4 separate regions of the Mus musculus genome follow, and all the other regions are linked to region 2. Evidence: chromatin loops called from intact Hi-C (ENCODE). Cell type or tissue: gastrocnemius. All regions are shown on one strand. Each heading gives the region's core, and the rest is flanking DNA. Links, peaks and the distances in the headings are about the cores only. Region 1 overlaps Lrmda (leucine rich melanocyte differentiation associated). Region 2 overlaps Kcnma1 (potassium large conductance calcium-activated channel, subfamily M, alpha member 1). Region 3 overlaps Lrmda (leucine rich melanocyte differentiation associated). Region 4 has its middle 100 kb from the start of Gm10248.

Region 1 (7,931 bases), core at 952-5,951, 820 kb before region 2:
CTCGCTCTCGCTCTCTCTTTCTTTTTTAAAATCTCGTCACTTTATATAACATTGAATATCTACCTGCAGGAATCTGGAATAGAGGAATTGTCACAAGAAACTACTTCTTCCTAATAATTTCTTTTGGAAAACAACAACAATAACAGTAACTGGAAAAAGATTTCCAAGTAAAAACTGAAGCCCTTTTCCACAGTGTGTTCACTGCCCTCCAGCAGACCATTGGAGTTGGAACTCCACAAGTCCTTCCCCTGATGTCTCTCCTTCGTGGTGTCCTGAACCTCCTGCCTCCGGCCCCTGGGCTCTCAATTTAGTTAAACACATCCTCGAGTGTACCCACAGCAGCCATGAAAACAGGACTTTATTCATCAGCATCCTCCCTCCCGCACTGCACAGATCTCCTTTTACTGAGCACTAGCAACATTACACAGGAAAAAAAAGAATCTGGAAACCAGACAAGAGACGCAGATTGGGGGTGGGGTGGGGGACTCTTCTCTGAGGTCTCACTCCCATACAGAGCTCTGATGTGTGTGGCCTGTACTGTGGAGAAAGAAGCAGCCTTGGGAGCGGGGCAGTACCCCTGTGGTGGACTGGCTTTGCCCTCTTCATCCTGCGTCATTTTTGTTTTCTGCCATTTAGGAGCAGTGTCGGAAGGAAGTTTTTCTTCTCCTTGCTGGTTGCCAACCCTTTGCTGTGTCTCATGATAAAAAACAAAACAAAACAAAACAATATTTACATAACATACCTTGGAACAGTATGTATCTAAATGGTGCCTTTGAGCAGAGCCCCATCTGATGTTGGTGCACAAAGAACTTATTAGCTTCTCAGAAGGCTTCCTGTTGAGTGGGGGTGGGTCTCCACTCTCCCTGTGGCAAGCAGGGCCCTGTCCCTGAAACAGTTGTGGCTAATGAGCTTGGTTCGCTGACTCCCGTGGAGAAAGGGACTCATAGCTCATTTGGTTGAGAACTTGACTTTTTATTCAGTATCTGATTCCCAGAAACCCACCAACTAGGCCTGATGGAGCATGCAGATATCTCCCAAACTGGGTGGGTTTAAGCAGGAAGGTCAGAAGTTCAAAGGTCATTCTTGGATTCATAATGCATTTGAGGCCAGCCTGGAATATATGGGAGCCAGCTTTAAACAAGCAGACAAAAAAAGCCAAGGGCTTCAGAAAGCCCAAAGATTCCCTGCCCACCCCATACGATTCCACCACACTCTTCCCCTACCCCCAGGTCTCAGGACAAGCTAATGGATGGCAAGGGGAGGCAGCCCTGAGCGAGAATACCATTGTCCTCTGAGGTGGGAGGCACACAGAGCCAGCAGGCATTCGGGATGCCCCAGTTCAGGCTACAGGGAAATGGAGGAGCCGAGACAAAGCTCCGTAGCCCACTCCTAAGCCCCCCAAAGGAGGGAGTTGTTTTGCTTCCCAGAAGCCTATGAAACAGGATGACCCTAAATTAAAGTGCAGGCAGTTTTTCATGTTTGCCTACACAGCACATAGCACTGACCTCAGAGCCCTTATGCTCTGGGCTCTAGAGCCAGAGTAAGACCACATGACACTGGACATTCAGATGGGAGCAACCAAAGATTTCATGAGCATGCTCTACTCCTACCCTTGGTTTGGGGAACCCTCTGTCAGAAAGCTTACCATGGAATCATGGGTACCTGGGGAAAGCTTCCCTGCTAAAGCCCATGGCCAGGGGTGCACACAGAACGCACACAAGGTGACAGGGCCTTAGCATTGGCACAGTCAGTAAACAAATATGTGGCAGACATTCTGGTTGGCCGTACTTTATAGACCAGCCAGGGACTGAATATGTGTCTTCCCTTCACGGCCCTGTGCCTCACCAGGCTCCAGCCGATGCAAGCTCAGCAGCATATCTCCTGGGCCTGGCTGGTGAGCAAGCTGCAAAAGCCCTGGGACTTTTGACTCCCTTTAATTACCATTTGTGTGTGCCCAGGCAAGCATCTGTGCACAGCTGCCTCGTGGTCCCCTCCACTCCAAACACTCCCGAGGGTCCCTCCCTCAGGTGAAGAGCTAATTTCAGACTACATGGGTAAAGGAAGCCTTCTTTCCCTTTCTCTTAGAGTATTTTTTATCTTTGAAACCCATGCTTAATCCTTAATGCCTTTTTTATTTACTGCCTTAAAATCTACACTGCTATACTCTATGCTGGGGGAAAAAAAAACCCACATTCCATAAATTAAAACTTCAGACCAGGGCTTTGAAGCAGAAATGCTCCCAGCCTGTCCCTACACAAAACCAAAACCAAGGAAAAAGAAATAATGAAAGAAGAAAAGGCTTTCTCCTCGGCCTGGAGTGCTTATGTAATTCCTCCCTGTCAGGCAGCCATAGGGATGCTAGGCAGTAGCAAATTAAGTGATTAGCTAAAAAGGAAAAAAAAGAAAAACAGAAAGGAAGGAAGAAAGGAAGAAAAAGGAGAGAGGAGAGAGGAGAGAGGAGAGAGAGAGAGAGAGAGAGAGAGAGAGAGAGAGAGAGAGAGAGAGAGAGAGAGCAAGCCCAAGGATGGGAGGACGTAAGGGGAGAGAAAAGCTGCCTTCCTGGCCGTTTCCCCTATGACTGTACATAGCAGAACCGCTAAGAAATGATACTTGAAGTTATATTTATTATTGTAAGAGGGGTATGAGATTTCTAGGCAGGAATGATGGATGACAGCTTAAATTTGTGTCCAGGGAATGAAGGTGAACTGTGACAGAGTTATTTATCTTGGGAATGGAGGTTAGGGTCAGCCCAGGCTGGGTGCCTGAAGGCACAAGACATTGACAAATTTATCCTGCAGGCCGTATCTGAAGCCCTTTGTTTTGGATCCTGGCTTCTCAATAAGTGACCCTCATCCTTCATGTTGGCAATTCGTGAAGGATGCGGTGAGTGCCAGCGGGGCCCCTTTCTCCCCCTCGCCCCCACCCCGGCTCCCTGCTACTAATTCTTGTCATTCACTCTGCTGACAGGCACCAAGCCCAAACTATTCCCAGTTCTGAAAGGGAAGGTTAAAATATTTATTTCGGCTCATAATGGCCTCTCTGATTTACTGCAGGATCTTTCCCCCCCCTTGCCTTTGTCATTGCAGGTCACTGGAAGGACTGAGTGCATTCAGGAGCCTGGAGGAGCTCATTTTAGACAACAATCTGCTCGGAGACGACCTCGTGTTGCCAGGGTTACCCCACTTGCACACCTTAACCCTCAACAAGAACCAAATATCCTTTTCTGGCACCCAGGACGTCAAGTCCCCGCAGTAGCCCACTTGCCGCCCAGCTCTACGAGGGTCCCATTCTGCCACCCCATACCCTTCTCCTCAAAAATACCTGCAAAATGTCAAATGAGTTTTATGTGTCAGCTAAATTAAAGTATGTGAAATACAGTCGGTGGGCAGACAAAGCGTTCTGTCTTCTGGCACTCGGGACACTTCAGAGTAATTTATTATAGGTCATTCATAAATGAAATGCACCGTTATATCTTCCTGTTGCTCCATTTTAGTGTAGAGATCTAAGTTATGGCTGCGAGGAAATCTTTTTAATAGATAAAAATAGAGAAAGAAAATAATGTCACGGGTGCCTGGGAGGAAAAGCTGCTTCTGTTTGCCTGGGCTTGTGTGGGAGGGCGACCTCTGGTGGCAAGCTGTGGGTAATGCCGCTAAGTTGACTTAGTCCTTGTAGACTTCTGGAATGCTTTTGGTGTAGGCTGGGGAAACAGTTCTGGATATCAAGAAGGGAGAGAGCTGAGGTGTACAGAGAAGTGTGAAGGTCAGGCCCTGTACTCCCCTTGTATGCAGCTCTAGGTGTGATCAGAGGCCTAGGATAACCATGGTGGGTTATGACCTCTTTTGGGTCGGTGAGTACCCAGCCTGGGGTGAGAATTAGGGACTAAATGCCCTGGCTGCTACAGTAAGGATAAATCAGAAGACTTCTCTAATAGCATAAGGTACACAGCATCTCCATTTGTTAGTGCTCTAGGTTACCAGGCACTAGGATAGCAGCTCCACGAGGGAGGGATTTCTGGAACCTTCCTATGGACAATCCGGCCTAGGTAGAATTCACATTCCACAAATATTTGTGGGATGAACAACATATTCATTTCTTACTACTTTCTCACTGAACACTCATGGGAGTCAAGTCCTGGGGGAATTTTAAGCACCTCACGCTTCATTCTTACCAAGTCCAATGAAGAGTGTATAGGTTGTTCCAGTAAACAGTGAACAAGATGAAGACCTGGGTTCAAGATGGAGACCTATGCCAGCATGTAGGATACTTTCAAAATGACTTATTAGCCTCCTGGTGCCTCAAGCTCTAAGTTAATATTTTCTTTATTCTGTAAAACATTGTCTCAGCTAGTTCTTGCTACTATGACAGAGTACGGTTGACTTGCCACTGAATTCCAACCACCAGCGAGTGTCTGTTGCTCACAGTCTGGAGGTGGGCAGTCTGAGGGCAGGGTCCAGCAGGAGATGGATTTTCGTGATGTGTCCCTTGCCTGTCCTTGCATTGGGGACAGAGCAGGAGGAGGGAAGGGGAAGAAGAGGAAATGTTCTTGTCTGCTCTTATCAGTAAATTAATTCATCCTTTCAAGAGCTCTACCTTTAGGACTTAATAACTTCTCAGGAGATTTGGAGTTGAAAGATTTGAATGGTGGGAGTGAGTTGTAAACAGTGCTTTACAAATGCGCCCCTTTATGGCCCTCATCCATGGGTGCTTTATCAGAAGTAGAGGAAGATGGCTTAGAAGTAAGTCTAATGTCATCATGTCATTCACGGTCCGTGTCATAATGACATTTAGTGGAGGTTTCCTTCATTAACCCTTTGCTCTTCTCGTCTCCGAGTTATTGTTCTGTGTATTTTCTATCGTCCTTGGCTGTCTCAGATGATCAGCTGGGCCATATGAGCAACTGGATCGAGGCGAGAAGGATTGTTCGACTGAACCTTAGATGATACCATTCATCCTTTGAGCTTCAGCCCATGTCTTGTGTCTCACATCACTGCAGGATATTCCGATTCACAGACTTAGTTTCATACGTCCTCTTGGTCACATGTAGCTGTGTGGCTTGGTACAAGTAAACTTCTGGGAGCCTGGTCCTCAGCTCTAGAGACAGCTTATTTCAGGGGTGGTTTAGTCTCAGCACCACTGAAACTGGCAGGCATCTCGGATTCCAGAGTCCTGGGAGATTGACTTTGTCTTTTGTTAAGTCCTTTTCCTATTCTGTGCCTTAACTTCCTTGAACGGTAGTGGTAATGCAAAGAGAGTTAGGGGAACAGCCTGGGAAGTCACTGTGTTGCTGAGAATCCAATTACATAGCTGCACTTTTATGACGCATCTAATTATCAGTGGATACGGACTACAAAGTGTCGTCTCACTCAGGTTGCTATGCCCCACTCAGCAAGTCATGCAATTTCTCTCCTCTTTTCCTCCCTGATCTACTGGTACTGTGACAAAACTCAGCTTCCCCATCCATTTGATCTGGAAATCGCAGTCTGAAAGGCAGGCAAAGGCCGACAACAGTGTATGCCATCCTCTTAGGCTAACCGCCTCTTACACTGGCCCTGCCTTTTCAGGTTAAAACTCCATACTTGTGAAAATGTCCCAGTTCTGCACAAGCGATAGGGTGGGCATTGCTGATGCTGTCCCAGGAGATACTCCAGACAAGGACAGGCTCTGCCAGCTAGCTCATGTAGCATAACGACCCACTCCACAAAACAATAAATGTTCTATGCACTTCAATTCTATGTGAGTCAGGCCTCAGCTGGATGGCTCTTCTGATAGACTTAGTTTGTGTCACTCAGGCAAAGATTTCTTTTCTTACTAGCACTAGATAGTCTAAAATAACCTCACTCTTATGTATGCAATTAGTGCTGGCTGTTGGCTCAGCTGCCTGCCTAATGGGCTGCATATGCTATCATACATGAAAGGATTGGTCCAGGGCATAAACCCTAGTATACATGTGCTTGTCAAATCCTGCTAGTATTATGAAAGCAACTTACACACCAATGCAAAACAATGTGGGAGATGACACAGGGGTTCATATAGAGAATAGCTCATTTCTATAGCTATCTATTACACTGGCCTTGCCATCTTGTCTCTATGAGATCTCTTATTTAGTTTTCACTATAAAGCATCTTATTGCCTCTCTGAACTATGTTTTTTATACATGCCAGACCTACCTGCACAGGGATTGTATCACACCCCCCCTATATCAATTAACAGTTGATGGAGTCCATCTACCCTGATAATGGCTAGGTTTGTGTCAAGTTGGCAAAAGCCAACCATGTTGTCATCCTGAAAGTATGAAAACCATCCTCAGTTGACTAATGTCATTATCACCAAAGGGAGAGAGTCCGGTGAACGTATTTCTTAGGCTTTTATACTTTACTGTAATTCTAATCTCATTCTGAGATTCTGGGAACTACTAATGATAATTCTCTTTTACTTTTTAGAAAACCCAGACTGCAAGCTTCTAGAAGCCACATAGATTGCCACAGGTACTGCTTCATCTAGACCCCACTTAGGCTGACTCCAAGCCCCAGACTCTAAAACTCAAAAGAGAAGCAATCCTTTTGCTAGAAGGGACTTGCATGTGGGAGGAGTCAGCTGTTAACTGTAATATTGCACAAGGTGGTAGTGGTGGTGGGGACTGCGGGAATTCTATCTACAGAAGAGATTCCGATGTCAAGACTCTCTCACATCTGGAAAATTTCTTGTCACTTTACCAATTAATGTAGCTGTCACATTTATATAGGTCTACCTCCCAACCCCCATCTTTGTTCTATCCCCTCTTTGTTCAAAGTAATTAGTCATAGGCCATAGACTTGAAAACCTACCCCTAGCCCTCTCTCTCTCTCTCTCTCTCTCTCTCTCTCTCTCTCTCTAGCAAGACTGAGGTTTTCTGTGTTGCTCTCAATCATGTGATCTCTCAACAGTCAACCCCAAGTAGGCTACTGACTGAAAAAATGTTAAAAGTGCAGATGCTTAATCTTTGCACAATTTAATGGTCGTCCCCTATCTTTCCTTGTGGGAAAACACAGACTTTATTTGAAATTATGCTTAAAAATTTTTTGCACTATTTCCATCATCATCTATACTAAGGTGGGAACAGTTTGAATGGTAGCGCACACAGGAAGAAAGAATCGTGCTACATGTTACCCAGCTGGGCGTGGCTGTGTCACAAAACTGGACCTCACCCTTAAAAACAGTATGTAGCCATGTGTGTTTGTGTGTGGATATGCACATGTAAGTGCAAGTACCAAGAGGGGGCATAAAAGTGCCCCAGGTCTCCTGGAGCTGGGGTAATGGATGGGTGTGAGCCGCCAGAAGTGTGTGCGGGAACTGTGTTCCCATGTTTCACAGGAGTAGCAAGCCATTAGCAAGCCATTTCTCCAGCCGCCGCCACCCCAGATCTCACTTTTAACAGCAGTTTCTTATCATCTTAAATAAATATATTTTCCTTTTCGAGGTCTTGGTTTCTTTGATAATACATACCTCAGAGCATTGAGCAGAGTAGGCGGGACCATCTATGGGAAGCCGCTGCTTGTTAACACCCAGAGACCCTTGCTGCTCCCTGGTGCACATAACTAAAATGTCTTGGTACACTTAGAGAAAACCACGGTGCTTTGAAAACATGAGCCTAAGCTGAAATATCCAAGACAAACGGCACAGCTGGATGACAGTGTATTATCTTCCCCCCAAACATATTAAACTCTTCACTTTTCAGTCTTTTAATTTCATCCTTTTACTAGGAATTGAGTCATTTCTTTCCATAGAAATGACTTAGACTTCTTAGACTTGAACAAAGTCTCTGTCATTTACTGTCTGTGTAACTTGCAATCTCATTTTTCTTAGGGTTTTTTGTTGTTGTTGTTGTTGCTGTACTAATATTTCTGATATGTATGTGTCTGCAAGGGTGCACTGTGTACTTAGCATCCAAATGT
Region 2 (7,931 bases), core at 1,947-6,946:
ATCTTGCAGGAAACCAGGTATTCATTCTAGGAAAGTCTGTTGTCTCACAGGATATGGGTTCCGCAACTGGACAAATCCCCCACTGCTGTATATAGTCCCTGGCTTCACAAGGCAGGCAGTCCTCATTAGCCTTTGTTTAAGCACAATACTCCCAAGATAGGGCAAATTCTTATGGCATGCTATGTCTCCAATTGTCAGTTGATACTGTGTGGCAAGGAGGGTAGGAGCTATGTACCAGGATTGGAAAGCACCCTACTGGCTTCAAACCTACACATTGGAGGCTTACAAAATTCCAATTGGCTTTCCTATGTAATGTGAACAGTCCAAGTACTTAGGTCCTAGTGATATTCTGAAAATGGATGGAAACTGTAAAAAGTGCATTGATGAGTCCCCTTGTTACACTCTTGCTAAACTTTCTCCACAACTGTTTTCTTGACTTGAGGAATAATTTGGAAGTCTGTTATGGGATCCTCCACATTGCCTGTCTATTGTCCTTTAATGGCTCAGCACTCTATTTAAATTGGCTCCTATTCTCTTTCTGCCTCCCGTAGGCAACTGATCCTTTGTCCAACTGGGAGAATGAGTTTGGTGTCCTGTACCACCCTCATCCTTTGCATTATTCAACAGTGGCCTTTGAGCCATATTTGTGTGGCCCCAGTGAACTGTTCAGGCCAAGTAATTAGGTTTGCTAAGTGTCATAAAACAAAGCAAGCCAAAAAACTTTTCAATGGGCTCCACTTGAGGAGGCTGTGACAAATGAAACTCAGATGTGAAGAAACATGGAGAAACCCCACTGTTCCCTCTAAATTACAGGAAACGTGTGCTGTCTGACTGTAAGGGGCTCTTTTTCCTGGATTTCTGGTGGGGGGGCCATGAGATGATAGACATACATTGGCAGGGTAGTTAAGTAATGGGATGGGGGAGGTGATACCTCCTTCCCAATGTATTAGTCTACTGAGCCTTCAAGAAACAAGCTACCCTCTCCCTTTCCAGAAAAACGTTCCTAAATGAGGTAGACTGTCTTCTTTAAGACTTTCTTGGCTCTTCTCATATTACTCCCTGTCATCTCCTTAGTTAGTTCTGTTATTAACTTATTTCCTGCTCTAATGTGTCCCCAACTAGACTTTGAAGTCCCTCTAATGTCGTTACACACACCTCACACATCGATGACTCTCCCACAGACTTGAGCCCCTGGTGAGGTTTACTAGTAAATTGATCCTAGTGGCTAGATCAAGCTTGGCAGAGTAAAGGAAAGGGTCTCGTGGTCAGGAGCCCTGGCTTCTTGATCCAAGGCCTAGATCTCATGTGCGGCATCAGCAAGACACTTCCCATCCTAGGAGGTTGGAATTCATTAAATGTAAGACCTTCCCAGCTCTGCTCAGTGATGATTTGAGCCTGAACGCTGTCTCCTATTATGTGGGAAATATAATTGGAGCCAGCCATTGACTAAAGGCCACATAACTAGCCAGCCACAAAATAACTCTCTAATACTTCCTACCAGACTCCACCTAGAAGGTTACAAAAGGAAAAAAAAAAAAAAAAAAAAAAAGACTGCTGTGCCAGGGAAAATCTGATTTGCTTTGGCGATTAAAGTTCTGGCTTCCAAGGAAATGAACCAGGGAAATTTGTAGAATGCCAATGTTTGAGTCTCATGCCTGTCTATTCAACCAAAACCTTGGGAAAACTGGGCTGAGGATGAAGTTCAAGAGTAGAATAACTGTCTAGCAAACACGAGTTCCTAGGTTCAATTCCCAACATTCTATACATACATGCATACATATATACATACATGAATGAATGAAGCAATAAATAAGTAAATAAAGTAATAATTAAATGAAACCTCAGGACTTTGCTTTTTCTTGTACTTTCCTTTTAAATCTCCAAAAGACATCAAAAAAATGAGAATGACAAGTTAAGCTAGATAAACAAGACAGATTTACCCTCAAATATGTAATACACAAGTTATATAAACCTAGCCATACAAAAGAATTATATGACAATGTCACATCAGAGATCAATACACACCCCAGACAGTCAGTCTTACCCAGTGGGACCTTCACAGAAAATAAGTTTAGAGACAAGAATGAGATGGGAAGACATACCAGCCTGGGTTTCTGTGTGCCCAAAGATCATGGTCCTCTGCGGATACACACAGTTGAGAATAATGTAGAAATGGGCAATAATAAAGTGTGGAGAGACCAGAGGGTGGAAGCAACGAGTAAAGCAAAGACCTTGAAAATACTAATATAAGGATTCTAAGAGGATCACTGTGAATGGAACAACCAGGGTACCTGAGCACACAGCTAAAGAGTCTTGGATAGATACATGCTATAAAACTTCACATCCCGAATGACAGACTTTGGACAATACCTGAGCAAGTCAGATCATCTTAAACTTTTTTCCCCTTTATTCTGGTGGGTGGGAAGTAAACTCGTTGGAGAAAATGATGAAACCCTGCCTAGCTCAGCCCAATTTCCTTCAGGCTGCTACAAAGTTACACTTATAACTTTGTCCAAGATAAGACATATTAGAAGCGCATACAACCTAAGTGCAGGGGTCTGCCATGGACATTTCTTATCCCGAGCAGGGGAACTGATGGCAAGATAAAGTTACTGAACCTCTTGGAGAAGGGTTCTGTGGGTTATAGGAAGCTGATGTCTTACTGAGTGATCAACCTATCCTTGACTCTCAGCTTGTTGTTTCCTGTCGTCTGGGCAGAGATCTGGAAGGGAGGCCAGCAGGGACCAGCTTTTACTGAAAACTAATGACAATTGTTTTCTGAAAAGTCATTGTCAACAAAATCAGTTCTTGGAAGTAGAGTCCTGGACAGGGAACTGCTTCCCCACCATGTGCTGTGTGGTTTGGTCGGATTAATAACACTTTGTAAACCACACAGGCAAGGCAAAGAGTGTCCAGCACTGGCCAGCGCCCACCACTTATACCTGGAAGTTTCAAAAGCCCAGCACAGAAATGTCCTAATGGACGCTCAAAGTTAATGAATTAAAATTATTATTCATTTACAACATAAGTAAAGTATATCTTCCAAGTTACTAACAGGTAGAATACTAAAGAAAATAGGTAAATTATTCTCTCAATAAAAATGTCTGTCTCGTAAACAAGGCAGTATTTATCACATGTTGTACTTTTCTTTTTCTTTCTTTCTTTTTTTTTTTTTAAAGATGTATCTTTGGTTTAAAAAATAAATTTGAAAATAGGCTATACATATAGATAGAAGAAATAAACAGTTGTTGCCTATAGTTATGTTTTTAAAAAGTATTTAATATTTATTTTGGTAGTCTTATTTGGCTCATTGATAATGCCCAGGTTGAAAAACAAATCACTTTTTCTAAAAATAATTTTACTGAAATCTAAAACAAGACATAAAAATAAACCCTTATGCCATGTGTCAGGACTGACTTCTGGCCCCATAGAGAAAAGCAACACCCATTGGTGAACATGGATTCTAACTTGGTAATTCTTTGTGAGACAGCATCAAGTTGGAATTATTTTCAGACGGATATTAATCCAGTCTATTTATTAACTTTATAAACATGCCCTCCATATCCTGATGGGTACTGTGGGAATTAACCTGTATAACCAATAGATTAAAGACATGGCCATTCCACTCAGCAACAGCGGGAGGGTGGTGGGGAGGCAACTGGAGGCTGACTCTGCTTTCTGGGTCTTTGTCTTTTAAATTCAGTGAATGTTTACTTAGCTGGAACTTTCTCCAAGTGAGCATTAGACTGGGCAAATTGGATTTAAAAGAAATATCGCAAGTTGAGAGGTGTTGTTTTAATGGATGCATATCTCTTGCAAAAAGAGTTTCAGATATCCATCTTAGAGAAATAAAGGAGAATCAAGAGAAAGAGAAAAGGCAGGAAGTGAGGCAGGAGGATAGGCATTTAGAGGCCATCTGGGAGGGAGCATTTCATTTATAGGGTTGCAGTGCCACCTTCTGGTTACTTCATATTTCAAGTCCCCCTGATCTGAGGCCATCTATCTCACAATCTAAGCCTCAATGTGCAGCTGTACAACTGCAGTTCTCCAGCGCTGTTATACGTAAGAATTTTATTGCCCGTCAGCAGATTTCTAACCCACTGGTTGAAGTTTAATAATCTTCTGTTACCTGAAGTATAGGTTATATAAAAACCTAGCATGCTAATTGTTGACAAACCAATTCTAATACACAAAGCTCTGTAACTCACCCAGTAAATACCCAAATACATCAACAGAGAGAGCTCCTTTTTGTTCTAACAGTGTGCTATTAATACAACTGATCATTTAACATGAGATTCACAACGCGCATTTCAAAATATGGAGGAATCAGGGGCAAGGCTTCCCCTTATTAACTTCTCCTTTATTTACAATTGAGAAAGAAAAGAACATTCTCTCCTCCCCCTCCCCACTCCCCCCATTTTTGGAGAACAAGTTCCTTGACCACAATGCCATTTGGGAAATATGTTGATATAGCAAAGTCTGAATTATAAATACCTTATAGGCGTTTATATAAATACCTTCCATCTATAAGATGTTATATGGTTTTGCATGGTGATGAGGAAGTTGTGGGGAAGATATGTCACCGATACTGTGGGCAGAGAAACACTACCTGTCATTTTCTCTGGGGGGGGGGGGGAGATCACCGAGACGACGTGATAGCAAAGGAACACAATAAAGAGGAGAAGCCGGGATGTGATAGTGTGTCTGATTATATCTGCAAAGGAAACTGTGAAATAAATTAACACCAAGTACCCATGAGATGCGGATGGTAGCTCCACAGCCAGCAGTTGCTGTGCATCAGGGGAGGTTTCTGTTCAGTAGTAAGAGAACTAAAGTGCAGGTAGGCTGTGAATCTGGTGGTGATAACTAATGGCCACGCCACTTAAGACTCGGATTAGATCTCTAACAGGGGGAAAAATAAGAATAATAAAAGACTCTAAAGGACAGAAGAATGCAATAGGGTTTGTATTTTCACTCAGAAAATATAAACCCCAAATGGGATCAAAGGGGCCCAAGAAATGAAAAATGACAATTCCTCTGTCGACCCTGATCTTATCTCAAGCCACACTATCACATGATAATGCTCTGGGGTTTAGGGGAGGGCAGAACTGTTCTTTGGGTGCCAAGGAAGCAGAAGAACATTATGACCCACTCGGCCGAGAGAAACACACTCTAATTTCAAAAAGTTATTGAGATTTAATCTCTAAGAACTGCAAAAATAGCTCAGGCAACAACCAAAAGGGTGGCTCTCAACACCTATATGAGTCTTTGTGGGTAGGGAAGTATATTGGAAAGGCAAGATTTCAGTACTTCCAGGAAGATGTCATGCTGAGGTCCTCCCAATCCAGACTTCAGCTTCCTAACACAAACACGCTGATTTTATCTACCGATTATTCCTCCTTGATTTAGCATTGAAACACCTTAATTGCGTTCCTTTGCTATCACGTCTCGGTGATCTTCCCTACCCCACCCCCAGAAAAAATGACAGGTAGTGTTTCTCTGCCCACAGCATCAGTGACATATCTTCCCCACAACTTCCTCATCACCATGTAAAACAATATAACATCTTATAGATGGAAGGTATTTATAATTCAGACTTTGCCATATCAACATTAAAAGCAATGGTGTCTGTCTAAAAAATTGCTTTACATCCTCCCCATGATCTGAGTAAGACACTTGGATCAAGAGGATCAAGGGTCGGAGGACCTCACTTGAGCACATAGTCGCTCCCACCAGCTACATGGGAATTTGGCCAGGAAGATCATAAACATTGGGAAATGGTGGCATTTGTCTGCCACATGCCCTGGCAATACAGAGTTACCATTGGAGTTCCCAGAAGGGGTGGAAAAATAGAAAAAGTGGGTGGGTGGGGGTTCTAAAGGGATCCTGAGCTCTCAAGATTTAAGCTGTGAGTTGACTCTACGTAGACAGAGGGATAAGCCAGTAGTCTAGGCAACTAGCTACAGCTGGAGCAAACCCTTCCTTAGGAGAAAAGTGGATGAATAAAAATCAATGAGGAATAACAGGTAGATAAAATCAGCATGTTTGCATTAGGAAGCTGAAGTCTGGATTGGAAGGACCTCAGCAGGACATCATCCTGGAAGTAGTGAAATCTCGCCTTTCCAATATACGTCTCTACCCACAAAGACTCAGGCAACCGAATGACAAACAAGGAAGGGAAGACAGCAGCATCTTTAGATCAACCACAGAATTCAAACACCACATGACTGTCAGCAGAAAGAATCAGAGAGCTGTGTTCCATTCACAAGAAGCAGAGATCAGTTCTAGAATGATCTAAGAGTTGTCCAGTGGCCTAAAGAACCAGCTATTCAGCCACAATTACATTCTTCACGACAATATAAGGAAGCATGAAGAAACATACGCTCAATGAACCATAAAGACATATTCTTGACAGTTTCCATGTCACTCCCAAAGTGTCTGCTGAATTTCTACTATTCTTGGCTATGGTGTGCTGTATGACCAGAGTTCAAGGACCACTCGTTTCTATAAAAACTCATGAAAGCTACCCTGCATTGGGTTTCTCTGGGCTTTTGCAGGCTTTCAGAGGAGACTTACCAATTCTGACTTGAGGCTTGGGTACAGCCAGCCAAGACAGCTTGCCAGAGCTGGCGATACTTGAAAACTGAACTGTGAAATCAGCGTCAGCTAAAGTCTCCCTGATAGAGTTAGATGGTAAGTATTTTGGTGTTCAGGAACCAAATTTTGTTGGAACTACTCCACTTTGCTGTGACCCCCAAATGTAGCCAGGGACAGTAGGTGAATGAATGAGGGTAGCTGCATTGAAGTGGAAGTTCACCCATGAAAGAAGGTGAAGGGCCAGATTGGACCTTTGGGCCTGGGTTACTGATAGGTAAGTTTTAATTACCTTGAAGAAGCTAGGGAAAGAATAAGTCACAGGGAAATATCACATCAATGTATACATCAGAAGAACTGTTTTGGAAGAAACCTAGAAAAAAATGTCTGTAAAACTCTAACTACAGAAGCCCATTGAGACCAAACTGTGAAGGAGTCTCAATGCCACATTGATAAGTGAAAGCTAGAGATCTTCCTAACGTGACAAGTTACTGGTTGTCAGGAAAGTCATCAAAAGATTTTTTTTAATAGCTGGGCCTGGTGACTCAGACCTATAATCCCAGTACCCTTGAGGCCAACACAGGGGGGTTGCTAAGAGTACAAGACCAATCTGAACTACATAGTGAGTTTTAGAAACCAAGAGAACAACACAAATGTTCATCATCTTCTCCTTCTTTAAAATGAGATGTCAACAATTATGCGTTTGTACTTTAAAATAATAAGACTGGGGTATGGGTATTTAGTTTAGGGATAAACTATTTGCCCAGCATAAGTTAGGTCCTGGGTTCAATTTCAAATATGGCCAAATAATACATTAATAAATATTGTACTATACTATGCTATCTAATACAGTTGTGGTCTGGGATGAGGAAGACCAGCAGGAGGGAAATACTGGTAGATCAAGCAAGAAAGACTGAGCCTTGAGGTTGTTAGCTCTCATTGCCCCCTAACAATGGTGACAGCTTATGAAATATGGCCCAAAGGCCAAATCAGCTATTGCTAGAATATATGAGAGAGCAAGACAGTATGTATATTTACAGTTTCAAAATGTGTGCAGATAATCTACTCAACTAATAGTCCTATCTTTATGTCAGGTCTACTCAAAGGGAACAGTGTAAGGCACAGGTAAAGGTGTAGCAATATTATCTCTACCAAGAACTTCAACGAGGGGCAGAGAGAGCCAGAGCAAACCAGAGGATGGTGGTGGCATGAAGCCTCTATACCAACTGTTATCACAATTGCACAGAGGCAAAGAAACATCTTGAAAATGAACTCACAGAAATCTGAAAACAAAGATCTGCCCTGCCCTGTCTGTCCCTCTCTAGTCTCCTCTCTGA
Region 3 (7,931 bases), core at 1,698-6,697, 360 kb before region 2:
ATACCGTGTAAGAACTTGCAGCATAGCAAACCATGCACCTTACAGAGTGGGTACAAAAGGAATACATAAAAGGGGACAGGTCCCTCTGTCCCCCTCTCCAAGACTATGCCTACAATAACCTTGGAGTGTTTGCACTGTGGTGACAGAATACATGAGCAAAATAAGTAAACGGAGAAAGGGCTTCATTTGATTCATGGTTTTAGTTGATCATGGCAAGAAAGATGTGGCAAAGAGGCCCATCTCATGGGCACAGGAAGACCAGGGAGGGTACACTCATATTTACAGATTTTGTCACCCTTTCCTGGATCCCAGCCTCTGAGATTAGGCAAGAGAGGAAATCTTGACGTCATAATGTTCCCCGGGAAAACCTTCACATGCGCTTCTCAGCCCCATCTGTTGCCAGTCAGCCATCATATCTAACTGCTTCCACTAAGGCTCCATTATGTGCCAACATCTGTGAGAGAGACTATTGTGTTAGAGGTCCATGAGGGACATTTATGATCCAAACCACAGCAAGATGGGCAGCAGTGAGAATCTGGAGGTCCCTAATACACTCGCCATTAACTTCTCTCCCTGCCCTGAATGACTCTTCCCTGTTATCACCATTACTGCCATGTCTAAAACCATCTTCATTGTCCCAAAATCCAAGTTGATTGAAAAACCTGGTCTTCCTTCTCTTTTCACCCATCTTGATCTATCATCAATCCCAGAAATCTTCTGCTGAGACCTAGGGTATAGGATACAGCCACTACAGCTTGTTTAGCAATGACCTTGAGGCTCGGAATACTGGTTTCAGAGGAGGGACTGGCTTTACACACTTTCTAATGCAATAACTCTAGAAAATCTCTGCATTCTAAGGTGGGTGGGCAGCTTCCCCTGGAGCCCCGTCACTTTAGATACTTTTCACTTATGGAACATTCTGTCTTGTTTTGCCCTATCTTCCCTCTATGGCTGTCCCCATTACTTATTCAAACCAATTTTTAATTGCATAGCATTGTTGGAGGCCGACCAAAAGTTACATCATCTTCCTGGGGTCATGTGGGCTTCAAAGGCAAGAAGAGAAATGGCTCAGGAACACCCCTTCCCTACCCCAGCACCACAGAACATCATGGTGACAGCCTCACTTCTCCTGTCTGCCCCACCTCCTCCATTACAAGTCTTTCTTCTCCTCAACTAACCACTGGTGCACAGGGAGTGTAATATCCACAGTCTTGGCCCTCAATTACCGTAATGGCTTATAATGAGATTTTGGCCAAGTAGCAGGTAGCTGGTTATTGCTTCCTGCTCAGCGTGGGCAATGTCTATGCTGTTAATTTGTGTTACTGAATGTGGCTCAGAGCTGGGCATCAAACTGTCAGAGCCAGATGTATTCTATTAGGCTATACTGGACAATAGGCAATCTTTGTTTTTCCAGTATGGAGGCATGTTAACTTACCACAGGGTGAATCCAGACAAATAAGAGTCAAACTAAAACAAGGGGGTGATATCTTAAGTCATCAAAGTAGTACATTCCAGGGACAGATAACACCTGGCATCACCTACTGTCACTACTGTTTCTCTGCCTGGGACTGCTCCATTGACAGGCAAAAAACAAAACAAAACAAAATAAAACCTTCGTAAGATTGCTGGGGAGACTGGTAACTTCATTAAGTTTTAATGAGGCTAACCCTAATGAAGGCCTTTCTAATGTACTTTGTATTTACTAGGCTTTCATCTTGAGCAAGAAATAGGGTCCAGAAAGTTTCTAGTGCTCTTGTGTGCTTCTTTGTCTTGATGTACACACATGTGTGCATGTATATATACACACATACATAAAAGCATGTGTCAAGAAGGTGGAGGATGGGTAGTTGAAGACATTCAGGAGTACAGTTTGTTAGTGTCCAAGTATTGTGATTCTGCAACAGTAGACTTTTGGACACACACTTTTGGACAGAGAGAGCTAGAGGCAGGGGTGGGAGAAAGAAGAAAGGAAGGAATGAAGAAGGGGGGAGGGGTGGGTAAGAGGAAGGGAGAGACAGACAATGTAAATTTCATTCAATTAGATCAAATATCAACAGATCCTCTTTGTTTTTCTTTGAGAGAGGCAATTTTGACTACCCTAGAACTAAGAAAGATTATGATATCATCTATGGAGAACCAGTTCACTTGGATTTTAATGGAGGGCAGACGGAGTTTGGGTCAGTGTGCTCAGGGAGGAAGCCCTTTAGGGGCTTGAATTACAACAATCTCAGTTGTTACTACATTTGCTTAATTTCGTCTGAGAGTTCCATCCTGCCCCTCCCTGACCTCTTTTCTAAAAACCTGGGTTTATTTTCAATAACTCCTTGGATAAATTTCAGCCCAAGGAAGCACACAGAACTGTAGAGAAAGCCCTGCCTCCACCTTTTGATGCTAGCCCTCGATGAGAACAGATCTGAAACCAAAATGTGAATGTCTTCTTAAGAGCACAGCCAGCACCCCTGTTCACACTCTGCCAGGAAACCCCACTTCTCAGGTGTGTTCATAGAGGGGCCTGGCAGCTTGGAGGAGGAGCAAAGATATCTGGAAAGCTGTTTTCCCAATTCCCCCTGCTCTGTACTTCATAAATCATGTTTTACAGGCTCACCCCCAGTCCTACCCCATTCTCTGCTTTCTTCTCCTGTTAATGCAATCAGCATGCCACTAAAATAAAACCCCAAAATGGGAGAAAGCTTGAATGTCCAAATATTGTGCATCTTTTTTTTTTTCTTATTTCAGTGCTGAAGTTTGAACTAAGGGCCTGATACTGTGCTAGACAAGAGCTGTCCCTCGCTTCAGTCAGTCATTACTTATCTGTTTTAGGTGCCATTTGTTTTCTGGCTGCTCTTGGGAAGCAAATAAAACTTCTATTTACTAGAGTGCAATACAGTAAGATCTTCAACTAGCCAGATTCTTTGTGTCTCTAACTTTAAATATGAATAAAAATGAGGGCATTTACTTTACCAAAGAAAAGGGCAGGGTGGGGAGGGGCCTTTAGGTTGTTCTAGAACAGACTTTCTTAAAGATCATTCTGCAACATTATCTGGGAATTTTCCAAAAGAAACAAATTTCTCGTCCCAGACTCAGACCCACTAAATTGGAAGTTTTGGGGATGGTCCCCATGGAGAGAAAGTCAAGGAGAACCAGTTCCTAGGGAGAGGACACCCAACTCTTTGGCATGTCAAATGTATGGGCTCCGAAGCACCCTTAGGCCATTGTGCTCAGTCCACAAATATCAACTTAGATATGGGGAGACGTCTCAGTGGGAAGCAAACCTGAGGAGTCATGTTCCATCTCTTAAGACAAGCATGCGTGATAAAGCCAGGCATATTGCTATGTACTTATCACCCCAGCCTAGAGAGTCCTGGAAACCCACTGTAGCTGAATGGGTAATCTGTAACCCCCCCCCAAAAGGCTGTCTTAAAAGATAGAATAAATTGAAAAAATGACAGATGAGGCTGCCTTCTGACTTCCATCACCAGTCTATACAAATTATTTGTTGAACACCTAAGATGTAGCTTGGGCTTGGTGGTGTGTGTGTGAATCTGCTGTCTGAACCCTTCTGAAGTCTGTGCAGAGGAAGGATGCTGTGTTTCTGAGTAGCATTCACTTCTCCCACCCCCACCCCCACCCCCATCTTACTTCCTGATTGTGTCATCCTCACTGGTAACCCTCAACTGCAGCCACTCTGGCAAATCTAGTGAGACTGTTGCTTTTATGGGTGAGAGAGAACTCAAAGTTTCCACTTAATCATGAGATAATAATCTAATTAATTAACTGGGCCCCACCTTTCCTTTGTGGCTGCTTTGTCACACGACTGTTACATTGAGAGAATGCCTAGAAAGAGGGCAGGAGCCCTGTCCTGCTTGCTAGGGCTTCTGCTGCACTCTGCGCTGTGTTACTTGGGGTGGAGGGAGAAGAACCAAGTAACTGGTTTTTGTCATCTTGGGTTGAATCCTCTCAATTATTTTCATTCCATGTGATTTTAGTTTAGAATGCCATTTCCTGGACTTTAAAACCAGGTTGGGCTTAATATCTGTGGAAGCTGCACATACCAATGTCTCTTAGAGTATGGGAGGTCACTCGGTTGCTGTTCTCAGTGTGAGTGATGACTCTGGACTAGATATTCTGAGAAGGGACGGAAGACACTCATTGGGTTTTAAGCAAGAAAAACCTGCCTTTAAAAAAGCAGCAGCCATGATTTCTGTGTATTGACCCAATGGTCACTTGAGTCAAAAAATAAAAATAACTTAAAATATGCTCCCAGAGAATGGTAACTCCACGCCAATGGATGTCACTTTTCTTTGGGGGAGTGCCCATGGTACAAGTGCTTTTTGTTTCCTTTTTCTAAGAGAGGATCTGTTTTTATTGGTTTGCATGCTTCTTTATATTTGTGCAGGTAGTATTTAAAAACAAAAAACAAATCCAAAACCAAAGCCCTGAGCTAAAACTAACCATGGCTGGTAAGGAAGACTAGTCCCCTGAAACGGAGGCAGAAGGAACCTAAATGTGTCATAGAGAGGGGGGCCTTTGGTAGCCTCAGTCCCAGATAGCCTTCAGCTCAGATTGGGTAAACATGACATATTGATCATTACAGAACGTGTAATTGGTGACCACAAGCACAGTGTGGCTTTAATGGCCTTCCCTGAATAGTTGCCCTTATTTATTTAAAGAAAGCCGTGGCTGTTTCCTAACTGCATGCTGCCCTCTAGTGGCTACGATTCTGACTTCAAAAGATGAAGTGGAAAGGATAAATACAGAGATATTGGGAGTGGTGGAGGGGGTGTGATTGTGTCTCTGTCTCTGTCTCCCTTCCTTCCTCCCTCTACTTTTCTTTCACCCCTCTACTTCTCTCTCCCTTTCCCTCTCTTTCCCCCTTCTTCCCCTCTGTACTTTCCTCACACACACCCTCTGGCCCCTGTCTCCTTTCTGAAAGATTTCTTCGTTCTCTTGAAACAGAAACATGAAGTCTTCCCACATGAGCACTGTCCATTTTGAATGACAGCCAGGGTGAGATCCATCCAGGAGCTGCTGGAAAGGCACCTGATGAACTACACTTGATTTGCATCCCATCTTAGCGTGCACCTTGGAATCTAGCCCTTCTCACATCCATTATGCCCCTCTTGCTGGCCCACTCTACAGCTCCTTTTGCCCTCCGTGAAGAAGCAGCAAAGGATGAGCCAGTGTCCTGTTGGTGGTGATCTTTGAAGTTCTCGGGAGGCCCTTGTGCCTGTGAAGAAGACTGAACAAATAAATAATACACCTGAAAAATAAGCTATAAAAGCAGAACTTAGCATTATGTGTCTGACTAAAGAGTTCAGGGAAGGACAAAGTAATGCTAACAGCTGGGCGTAAGTAAACTGCTCTTTCGGACATCAGGAAGAAGGGTGTTCTCTGCTCTCATTTTTTATTTGGGACAGAACAGAACTGACAATGCAAAGGCAAATAAGTAAACAAACAAAGCTTGGCCCAGCAAGATTTACAAACTTATTTCTGAAGAGGGAGGGGACTTGTTCAAGCAAGGAAAGTAGATTTGGTCTCTTATTTCTACCATATCTCATTCTGATCAAAATTCTGTGAGTGGAGGTGAGAGATAGATGCTGGCTCCGAGGGTCTTTCATAGAGGGCCTGCTCATATTGCAAACAAATTGGAAAGGACATGTGAGCAAAGGCCCAGTGGCTCTCCTAACTAGGATTCTTAGTGGATACATGTTCTGTGATGGTTCAGAAGGTCTGGAGTATCTTTCACCTGGCCATGATATCCGTGGGCTCAAGGAGAGACAGCAGGGATGGTGCCTGGGCGTCTGATCAATGGACAAGGATGTCTAAAACTTGCATACACAAAGGGAAAACTGGTCTTGCTATGTAGAAAAAGTGTGTGTTTGTGTGTGTGTGTGTGTGTGTGTCCTCCTGTCCTCCCTTTCCTAACTCCTTTTCCTCCTAAGATGACAAGCCTCATTTCAACTGCCCTGGGAGCCCAGAGCATATTTCCTACAGACTCTGCTTTATGACATGTCAACCTGTCTGCTCACTCTCACCCTGAGTTGTCCAGCCTCCCTGGTCTGGAGGCAAGGATGCTTGCCCGTCACAGTCACCTCACTACAGTTAGAGCCTTTCCCCCTGGTGTTGTGCTTCCTTCAGATACAGGGTGAGGCCTGACATGGCCCAGCATCCGGCTGAGCAGGCTTCACAATCTAGACTCTCAAGGGATAGTTATGAACCACCCTTCAGGCCATCTCAGTGTTTGAGCACTGAGGCCAAGCACACATTTCTCTAAGTTTAATCTGAGAGGCTCTTTGTCTGCATCCTAACCTTTGAATTAATGGCCATATTGTGAGATCTGACTCTGTGTTCACTGTGTTTACAGAAAGCATCCTGTCATAACCCCATAACTTGAATCTTGTTTTACATCTAGAATGTCCACATTGGGCTCCAGGTGCTAAGAAACAAATAAAAGCTGTCCTTTAATTTATGATAAGCATTGCCAGTAGAAATAATCAGCCCGAGGAAGAACTGGCATCAATGGAACCTTGAATCTAATATGATTTGTCATAGATAAAAACACTGACCCGCGATTTACATCCCAAGATCTCGAATTCATAGGGTGGGATTAACCTTGGTAGAAATAATGAAAAAAATAAAATGAAATCAGCCAGAGATAAACATGGTAAAATGTGACCAAACTTTCCCAGACAGCTCAACCTCTCCTGCTGTAATTCAACAACACACAAATTTACTCTGGGAAATGGGGCTCTTACCACTAAATGATGGCAGAAAAGATAAGACGTCACTGGACTATATTCATAGTTTGCAAAAGCCGGTAGAGGAATATTACATGGGAATGAAGTCATACTCTTCTGAAAGTAGAAAGGAGAATATTAAGAACAGAAAATATTTGACTTGGTATTTAAGAAGCAAGTAAGGAGTTAAACTGTCAAAACAGAACTGTGCATAACTGGCACCTTCTCAAAGGAAAATTACCAGGCAAGTTTACACATGTTAGCACATGTAAGCCAGAAGCCAAAAATATCCTGCAGGCGAAGATGGCAGCATTCAGTGACCACCCCAACACAGTGGCAGAGTCTAGAATAAGCATCCCCTGGTGCTTCTCATTTGTATAATACTGGATGGCGTGTGTGGAGGTGGGTAGCCAAAAGCAAGGACAATGTCCAGTGCATCCTCCCCAGACATGGGAAGGAGAGCCAGCAAGTGTCCTTGCAGCCGTGGTACCCACACATCTTCAACTGAAAATGCTGACTACAAACCCAGATATCTGCCTCAAGTCTTAGCCTACTAGTTTGGGAAGGAGGGAAGGGTCACCCATTCCTTTTTGTCTGTCCCCTGGATCAAGTAGAAAGCTTGTTTGAATTCTAAGCTGGGATTCAGAGGCCAGTGGAAGACAGTATGTCTAGGCATGAAGGAAAGGCATGAACTTTCTTCTAGAAAAAAACTGCTACCAAGGATCCTTTCCCCTAGTTTTTTTTTTTTTTTAATCTCTCTTCCTGTCACTTTGCCTTGCTTATACTGAACTGTGTGCAGGTCCTATATGCCTGTCAGCCCTGCTAACTACCTCTTAGATCCTCAGGGGAGCCAGTAACATGTCATGTGGCTGAGGTCGAGGTAAACTGTAAGGTCAACTGTAAACTGCAGGCGTTTCTTCCTTTCCTAGGTACCATTTGACTCTTATGCAACAAAAGCCCAGGCCCATGGGGAATGGGAGCGTTCCTTCTGGTCCATGCCGTTTACATCTCTGAGAGTCAGAGAGCATTCACTTTCCTTTTGCTGTAGTCTTGAGGGGAAGGTATTGAGAATGAAAATGCCATCGGCATTGAAGAACAGAAACCCTAGCCCTTCCCACCCTGCCTCTCCTTTATTAAGGCAGAGATTTAAGCTGCCTACTTTTTTTAATGTTTGAAATGTAAGAAGGTCATATC
Region 4 (7,931 bases), core at 1,503-6,502, 200 kb before region 2:
CCAAAAGCATCATAGATTTGAGGCTCATGAATAATGTATATCATCCAATTAACTACAAACGCTGTTGAGTTCTTGTGACTGGTAGGCAATGCTAGTTCTGGCCTTAGCATGGGTATCAAGGCTGAAGGGCAAAAATACAGCTTGGAGAGGCAAATGTGTGTGCATGTGTGCATGTGTTCATGTGCTTATATGTGACAACTAAACTCCTGAAACCTGTAGCATGCTCATTATGCCCAGGGAGATAAAGTTCCCATGCCAAGTATATAGAGAGATGTGAGAATTTTCTCAACCATAAACAGACCTCATCTTAAATTTCTGCATCTCCAAACCTTCTCCTTAATAGCTTAGTTGTTGGTCGCTCACCCTGTCCCCAGCTTGCAAACCATCAAGTCTAATTGGCCAGCTCCCTTCGCTTCCAAGCTGGAATGCCTAAGATGAGTGGCCTCTAGAGACTCCAGCTGAGACTCCAGCAGTGACTATCCATAGCTATAGCTCATTCCCCATTCTCTCCTTTCAGCTCAATTAAAGGTTCTCTCTCTCTCTCTCTCTCTCTCTCTCTCTCTCTCTGTGTATGTTGGGGTGCCTATGTATGTGTTAATACATAGATTCATGTGTCTGTACAGGTGAATGTGCAGGTATATGACCAGGTATGTATGTGAATGTGGAGGCCAGAGGACAACCTTGGCTATTGTTTCTCAGACACCTTGCTGTTTTATTGTTTTGTTTTCTTTTATTCTCTGAGATAGGCTTTCTTACCAACTCAGATCTTGCCAAATAAGCAAGGCTTGATGGTCAGTTAGCTCCAGGAAACTCTTATCTCCCTAATCCTTACTCCCTAACGCCGGTGCAAGTGTATATGACACCACACCTGGAGCTTGTTTATTAAAACAAATGAGCAAACAAAGAAACAATTCTGGGAACCAAACTTGGGCCCTCATACTTGCAAGGCAAGCATTTTGCCGACAGCCATCCCCTGACATTAAGGAACTCTGTTTCAACAACCAATCTTCTTAGCTCTCTTCTGAAGGCTACTGAATTAGATGTGTTTTCACTTACCAAAACCACAGGCCAGGAGGACTGATACCAAGGCATAGTTGCCACACACCCTGACATTTTACTCCCAGAACTTCATTTTCCCCATCAGAAATAAAAGAAGGTAAGCAAATGTAGCCAGGATAGCTGCACACCCAAAAGCCGTATTCTTGCCGCATGGATGACATCCCATGTACATGTTAGTGATTATTCTTTGGCTTTGAGTGTATACATGCCCTCACTTACAGCTTTATAAATGGACATGAGGGATCCCCAGAGTGTGGGCTGCTCTGATCCTCATTAACATCATTCATAAAAGTATCCATCCATCAGGGTTTCCATTTGTAGGATTTAGTTGTGCCAAGTCACAGAGCAATGCAGTGGTTCCTTGTCATTATGCCATCTAATAAGGAATGCTGGAGACAGAATGGGGGTGGGGAGGTGCTGGGGGAGTTGAAATTTCTCCTTATAACTCAGGACTGACAAGTGCTGCCCAGCATCTCTCGGTGGATCCAATTTAACACCAGAGGAAGCAGTGACTCAGACTAACTTAAATATCTCAGGACGAGTTTCACCTTCTCCTAGGAGGCCATAACAGTTCAATTGCATAAGTGCAAATTTATTGAAAGTGGTTTGCTGCTTAGCTTCTCTCTATTGGCAGTAATGGAGTTTAAATTTATAGCAGGCTGATGAATTTCAGATAAGAGAACCATTACCTTACAACAACATTAAGGAAAAATATATAACTGTGATTGCTGAACCTCGAATGTGTATTGTTGGAATGAGGGGAGATGGATGATGGGGGCTGACATTTGCAAATGCAATCCCTTTCCATCCTCACGGTGCTAGCCCAGGATCTTGAAAGCCTGGCAGATTCAAGAAAGGGCTGGGGATAACGATGCTTTATAGCAAAAGAGTGGGGATAGGAGATAATCTATGGGAAAGGGATCTTTCTTTCTCTTTAGTAATATAATTGGAGGTATCTCTCGGCAATGTGCCAAAGCTGTAGCACAGACTTAGGTCGTTCATTTTTGGTACTTATAATGCATCTCTCCTGTGGTTATTTTTCCTCGGGATAAGACTTTGTCTTTCCACAGGGTGAGACTCTAGCACTATACAGATTAAAATGATGACTGCAAGCACAGCAGAGAGGTTCAGGGAGACCTGGGCTTCTCTGTTACTTGAAGTTATATGGAAAAGAGAGAGCACTAGAGTGAGAGCTGGAGAGAGAGAGAGAGAGAGAGAGAGAGAGAGAGAGAGAGAGAGAGAGGAGGCATTGAAATAAGGTGATGACGGTGAGTCCTGTCAGGGTTTAAATGGTCATACAAAACGAACTCTTTAAGTTAAAAAAAAAAAGATACAGTTTTGCTGTGCATAAGGTGACAAGGGAAGTGAAAAATAAGTGTGTGTGTGTGTGTGTGTGTGTGTGCGCGCGCAGGGGGAGGAATCCCATAATAGAACATAAGTTTCAGATTATGAAGTGAGCTTAAGAATGTCCCCTGATTCTCATATGCACGATGTGAGAGAACTTCTTTGGAGACTATGCACACTTATGTATGCCAGTATATTCATCCATGCCTGTGTGTATGGACACCAGAGGTCAATGTCAAGTGTTTTTCTATATGGATCTCTGTAGTATTTTTGAGACAGGATCTTGGACTGTAGCTAAAGATCCCTGGTTTGGCAATACTGGCTGACCAGCAAGTCCCTGGATTCTGCCCGTCCCTGTCCCCATCTGTATGGCTACAAGCACATGCTATGGATACTGGGCATTCAAACACAAGTCTTCATACTTGCACAGCTGATGCTTTACACACTATGCCACCAACCTAGCCCTCATAGAACTTGTTTTTAGGTTCTTTTGTATATGAGGTGATGGATACGTTACTGAGTTTGAATTATTTATTCATGTGTATGCTCAAAAAAATCTCACCATCCCACAAAATACATGCAATTATTTTTTCAATTTTACTTTTATTTTATGTGCATTAGTGTTTTGTCTGCATATGTCTGTCTGTATGAGGGTGTCAGATTTTGGAAGATCAATCAGTGCTCTTAACCACTGAGCCATCTATCCAGCCCTGTAATTATTACCTACTAATGTAAAAATTTAAGAATAAGAATTGAAAAACACTATTGTTTCCAGGAAGTTGGCTTCCTTGGGGTGTTTACTATGCACAGAGGTACATGGCAGGTCCACCTCAGAGGTACAGTGATCTACAGTGACTTCAAGGACCAGACTCTTGTTCTCCTCACTAAGGAGTCCTTCTGTGGCTATTCAAGGAGAGGGAGAACTTCACACAGGTTCTCAGGAAACTACTCTTGGGGTGACTTCTCTGTGGTCCTCTCTCAGCCTAGACAAGGCTTCATCTGTACAGTACAGTGTGAGGAAAACCAGCCACACATTTCTCTGAAAATGAGAAGCCTCAGAGAAAACAGTTCAATTCTCTTCATCTCCCTGAGCCCGATGGCTGACCAGAGGAAGCTATGAAAATGATGAGGTCAGTTAGGACCCCAGGTCCTCAGACTCTTGTTCCTCTCAGGACACCACAGGCAGAGAGTGGAGGGAAGAGATTTACCAAATCCTGGGTCTCCTCTAATCCCTCATGTGTGGCTGCTTCTGTGTGGCACAAACTGTTATCCATCACCAGAGGAGGCCTGGCAGTCAGTTTTAAAAGAGAAACCCCAGCTTGCTGCAAATAATAACAGGGGAATTTGTGATGAATGAATAGTTCATTTTGTAGTTATACACAGAGCGATTTTTTTTTTTTTTTTTTTTTTTTGCATAGAGAGGGGGCTGAGTTCAGTTGGCTACTCATTTATTTGGAAAAGAACCAATTATTAATTGAATCTAGCAATGTCTGAGAGAACTCAGAGAAGTAAACAGCTTGGCGCTTTGCTGGTTCTTTTCTCAGCTAACAAATGGCTTTCGGTGTGGCCCAAGCTTGGAAGGCCTTGATACTGGCATTCCTGGTTGAAGCAATTGACTGGGGGTCCTTGTTATAAATAATAGCTCAAAAGAGGTCCACACAACATGGTCTTTAATTGAAAATAGTATTTCAAATGCAAATAGCAAGACAGTAATCTATGTGGCCCCCAGGATGCCAATTGTAATTTTTCTTTTGAGCCTCTGAAGTCCTACAAATAAGTTTGTGCATGTGTGTATGTGTGGACACATGCGTATAGGTGTATGTACATGTGCAGTCAGAGATTGACAGCAGGTGTCATCCAAACTCCATCTCCATCATCTGAGTCAGACTTTCTCAACCTGGAGTTTACTGATGTAGCTAGCAATCCCCAGGGACCCCTCTGCTGCCTCCTCTCAGCCACCATACTCTGCTTTAATTTCTTACTTTTTAAAGTAAGTTATGGGGATCGGAACTCAGGTCCTCTTGCTTGCATAGCCAGCACTTAATTGAGCCATTCCTGAGCCCCATAAGCTTGTTTCTTAATTGAAGTCAATAGATAACTTTTAAACTTGGGTAATGGATGCTAACAGTAACAAAACATAATGTGTGTGTTTGTTTGTGTGTGTGTGTATTTTTGTGTGTGCGAACTAACGCAATTTTTAAGGTACTAGAAAAGCAATAGATTACTTTATTCATTTATCAGCTCAGCTTCCTAAAGGAGTTAGGACTTGCAAAAATGAATTGACTCTGCCTCTTTGTGCCCCATCTGGGCTTATAGGATTTAGTAACATGGCGCTTCTGGATTAAGAAGGACAGATCGCCTTTTTATTTTTTCCTAGCCCCATTTTAATTTTTCTCAAAACTCATAAAATATCATGAGAGTGCTTTTTAATTTTTTTCTGAAAAGCAGGAAATCGTAAGATTGATAAATAGGTTAATGTGAGCCTGATGGCTTGGTTAATTAATCACGGAGCTGAGGGACCACTGCAATTCATGTCAATTCAGACGATTTTCAGGAAATGATTTGAATCAATTGCTAATGAAATTGAGAAATTTAGGAGCCACTTTCTGACTTCCCAATGACAGGACTCATATTTAACTCAAGAGATGTGACAGTTAATGACAACATAAAAGTGCTATGAATTATTTTCCAGATCATGGGAAAATTACAGCATCTCCCCAGTGAAATGGGCCTCAGCTCATCAGCCAGAAAATAAACAGCCTTAATCACAGGCTAGGAACGCCATGATGCCGTTTAAAACCCCAGTTCTTTCGGAAATAAACAAAGACAATACTCCTTGGGAATAGTGCAATATTTCATAATGCTGTCCTTAATACAGAGTGATAGATGAACATAGCACAGCAGAATTACAAGCAAAAGACTACATGTGGAAATTACCGTGGTTTGTTATTCTTTCTCTAATTACTTTACACCGGTAGCTCTCACGCTTCCTCATCATACAGTTCCTCATGCTTTGGTGACCCCTCAACCATACCATTATTTCTGTCGTTACTTCATAACTGTAAGTTTGCTACCATTGTGATTCGTGATGTAAGTATCTGATATGCAGATGGTCTCCGTGAGTCTTCACCAACAGGTTGAGAACCACTGCCCTAAGACCTTAAAATAGATGAACCTTCATTTTTCCACTTCTTTAATTCTTGAGCTGAGTTTCCCAACCCTTTTTATATATTCTATATCATTCCATTACTTTTCATTTCAGGTTAGACTTTTAAGTTAATTTAAAGCTACATCCAGATATAACAAGACAGTTGTTGTGTGCTAATTAAATATCAATGGCAAGTGTGCTGATCAATATTTAATCTAATTAAGGTGTACACGAGGCAACAGCACTGTGTAATTAACTCAAAACAGCACCAGCAATCGGTGCATCTTTAAATTTTTTATTAATATATTTGTTAAGAATTTTTAGATCATGCTGTTTTATGGGCTTGCTTGAGAGATATAAAATGAAAATGTTTGTCAAGATGCTACTAGAGCAACTACTAAATGCAGCTTTTAATCATCTTAACAGTCTTTAAGGTTCCTGTATGGATCCAACACTCCATAAGTATGAAAGATGGCCTCACCATGAACAAGAGTCCACACAAGCAGCTAGCCTCATATAGTATCCTGTGCTGCTTTGCAAGAATAACCTGTGAGAGGGCTGATGCATACAAGAGACTTAATTTAGCTTCAGAATATTATAAGATTATTCTGTGAAAAGTTAGAGAAGAATATGCCAAGCAATAAATATTGTGGGATTGCTCTAACATGGGAATTTTAATATGGTAGCATCACAAACTCCTATGAGACTCCAAGTTAGTAAAGGTGAACTTTGATGAGAGAAGCCTTCTCTTCACTGAAATCGTTTGCATTTGGTGTGGTTTACAGATACCCACACAGGTGACAGTAAGCTCTGACCCAAGAAAAGGCAGAGTGCATAGACAATAACATGGGTAGGACTGTAAAACCTGCCTCGGTACTGAGTAAATTAAGGTGAAGGACAGACTCAAAGTCATATAATTTGTAGAATTGTTTCTTGGATGGTTTGCAATCTTACACCATAAACATCCTTGAACTAGATAGATGCCATGAAGCTACCCATTGCATATACATTCGGCTCTTCTCTGTGGTCCCCATGGTTATTGGACACTCCAACAATGTCAAACATTTTGTATATACCAACCAATATAAAGAGTAATTTGGTAAAAAAAAAAAAAAGTAGTTCTATTTCAACTTATGTTGCCTCCTTCAAGCTTAGCATTTTATTGTTGAAAGAGTAAAAGAAGATCCTGGGGCAATTTACTGTTCTCCACCTTGCTTAGCATGTATGTCTTGCTTAAGTGCTGGGCTGACATTTCTATGTTTTTATCTCTGTGAATGAAGAGGTGAGGATAACTCATACTCTCATTCTCCTTCATACCTATGAGTGATGGAGAGAGGGTTCAGCCATCATAGATTATGTACACCACATATTTTCTCCTCTCTCTTCAGGAGGGCTGCAAATGCTGGAGATGACAGTTACAGAAGATGGAAAAGCCATAAAAGCTGGGGGCTAAAGATTTTCCCAACAGCAGCAAACTTTTAAATACTTCTATGTGACTGTGTTGGTAATGAAGCCATCAGGACATGCAAGGCAAGCTAATGAGGCTGGTTGGGAGAGATCTCCCTCACTTCTGGTTTTCCAAAAATCTGATAATTAAAAATATCTTGAGTCTGCAATGTCTCCTGTCTTATCAGCCCTTTATAGCTAGATGGCTTTTAGACCTAGGCCACTGTTAAGGTCAACTAAGAGGAAGGCTCACACTGCCCTTGGTTCCCTAGGTTCCTGTCTAAATTTACTATGGTGGTGGCCGGGCTGGAGACTCAGGGCGTTCAGTCCCAGAGGCAAGGGGAAAGTGCTGACTAAATATGGAAGAGGAAGAGGAAGAGGAAAGGCCTACATATGTTTGACTTCAGACACACAGCATTATCTACTCACAGGAATGACACAATGAAATGACCAATATTTGATTGCATTTTTCATATTTAAAAAATGTTCACTAAAGATCTTTTGAAGTACAGGAGAAATGAATAGTTTACATTAAAAAGGAAAAGAAAATAAAAATCTTAGTCTGAAGCAAAATGCACAAGTAGGTATTTAGAGGAGTCTCCTCTAAGTGACATTTGGATTTCTTATAATGAAACCGTGATAACTGGTCTGTTACCTCACTCAGCATTTTCCTCCAAAGAAAAACTGGACTTTTATTTTTCTGGAATTTTCTTCAGTCTTGCCTTCTGCTACCTTATCCCCTACAACCTGCTCCCACATTTTTGGGACAAGGTATCACTATAAAATGAGAGGCTGTCCTGTGACTATGTGACCTAGACTGGCCTTGAACTCACAGCTCTCCTGTCTTTGCTTCTAGAGTGTTTGTGCTACAGGCATGAATAAGCACATGAGGTTCAAATATTTGCTTTGTATTATTGGCTTCATTAAGGCATAT

Evidence for each region. Peaks named below come from ENCODE experiments on the same cell type or tissue, not always from the same donor. Only the 100,000 strongest peaks of a DNase experiment are listed, where the experiment ranks them.
Region 1: a loop joins it to region 2, with 2.5 times the contacts of the local background. A loop is called at or near these places in 8 of 42 quality-filtered maps.
Region 3: it touches region 2 in a loop (4-fold over the local background); 13 of 42 quality-filtered maps call a loop at or near these places.
Region 4: a loop joins it to region 2, with 2.1 times the contacts of the local background. A loop is called at or near these places in 6 of 42 quality-filtered maps.

Annotation. Positions count from the first base shown.
Region 1 is chr14:22,574,762-22,582,692 of GRCm38, forward strand. It overlaps Lrmda (leucine rich melanocyte differentiation associated), which reads left to right. Exons shown (of 7, transcript NM_028275.1): 3 at 3,087-3,213. Among named protein-coding and RNA genes, the nearest start is that of 4930405A10Rik, 36 kb to the left of the region's middle. In gastrocnemius, for the core only: a CTCF peak has its summit at 3,621 (motif pointing left); DNase peaks (open chromatin) are centred at 2,922, 3,159 and 3,631; H3K4me3 peaks cover 380 bases; H3K27ac peaks cover 493 bases.
Region 2 is chr14:23,397,324-23,405,254 of GRCm38, forward strand. All of the region lies in intron 19 of Kcnma1 (potassium large conductance calcium-activated channel, subfamily M, alpha member 1), which reads right to left. Among named protein-coding and RNA genes, the nearest start is that of 5430425E15Rik, 110 kb to the right of the region's middle. In gastrocnemius, for the core only: a CTCF peak has its summit at 3,962 (motif pointing left); a DNase peak (open chromatin) is centred at 3,954; H3K27ac peaks cover 496 bases.
Region 3 is chr14:23,041,879-23,049,809 of GRCm38, forward strand. The region is part of intron 6 of Lrmda (leucine rich melanocyte differentiation associated); the gene reads left to right. The region is part of intron 2 of Gm10248 (predicted gene 10248); the gene reads right to left. Among named protein-coding and RNA genes, the nearest start is that of Gm10248, 49 kb to the right of the region's middle. In gastrocnemius, for the core only: a CTCF peak has its summit at 4,701 (motif pointing left); a DNase peak (open chromatin) is centred at 4,702.
Region 4 is chr14:23,194,938-23,202,868 of GRCm38, forward strand. No RefSeq gene overlaps it. Among named protein-coding and RNA genes, the nearest start is that of Gm10248, 100 kb to the left of the region's middle. In gastrocnemius, for the core only: a CTCF peak has its summit at 4,250 (motif pointing right); no DNase peak of the experiment used is centred there.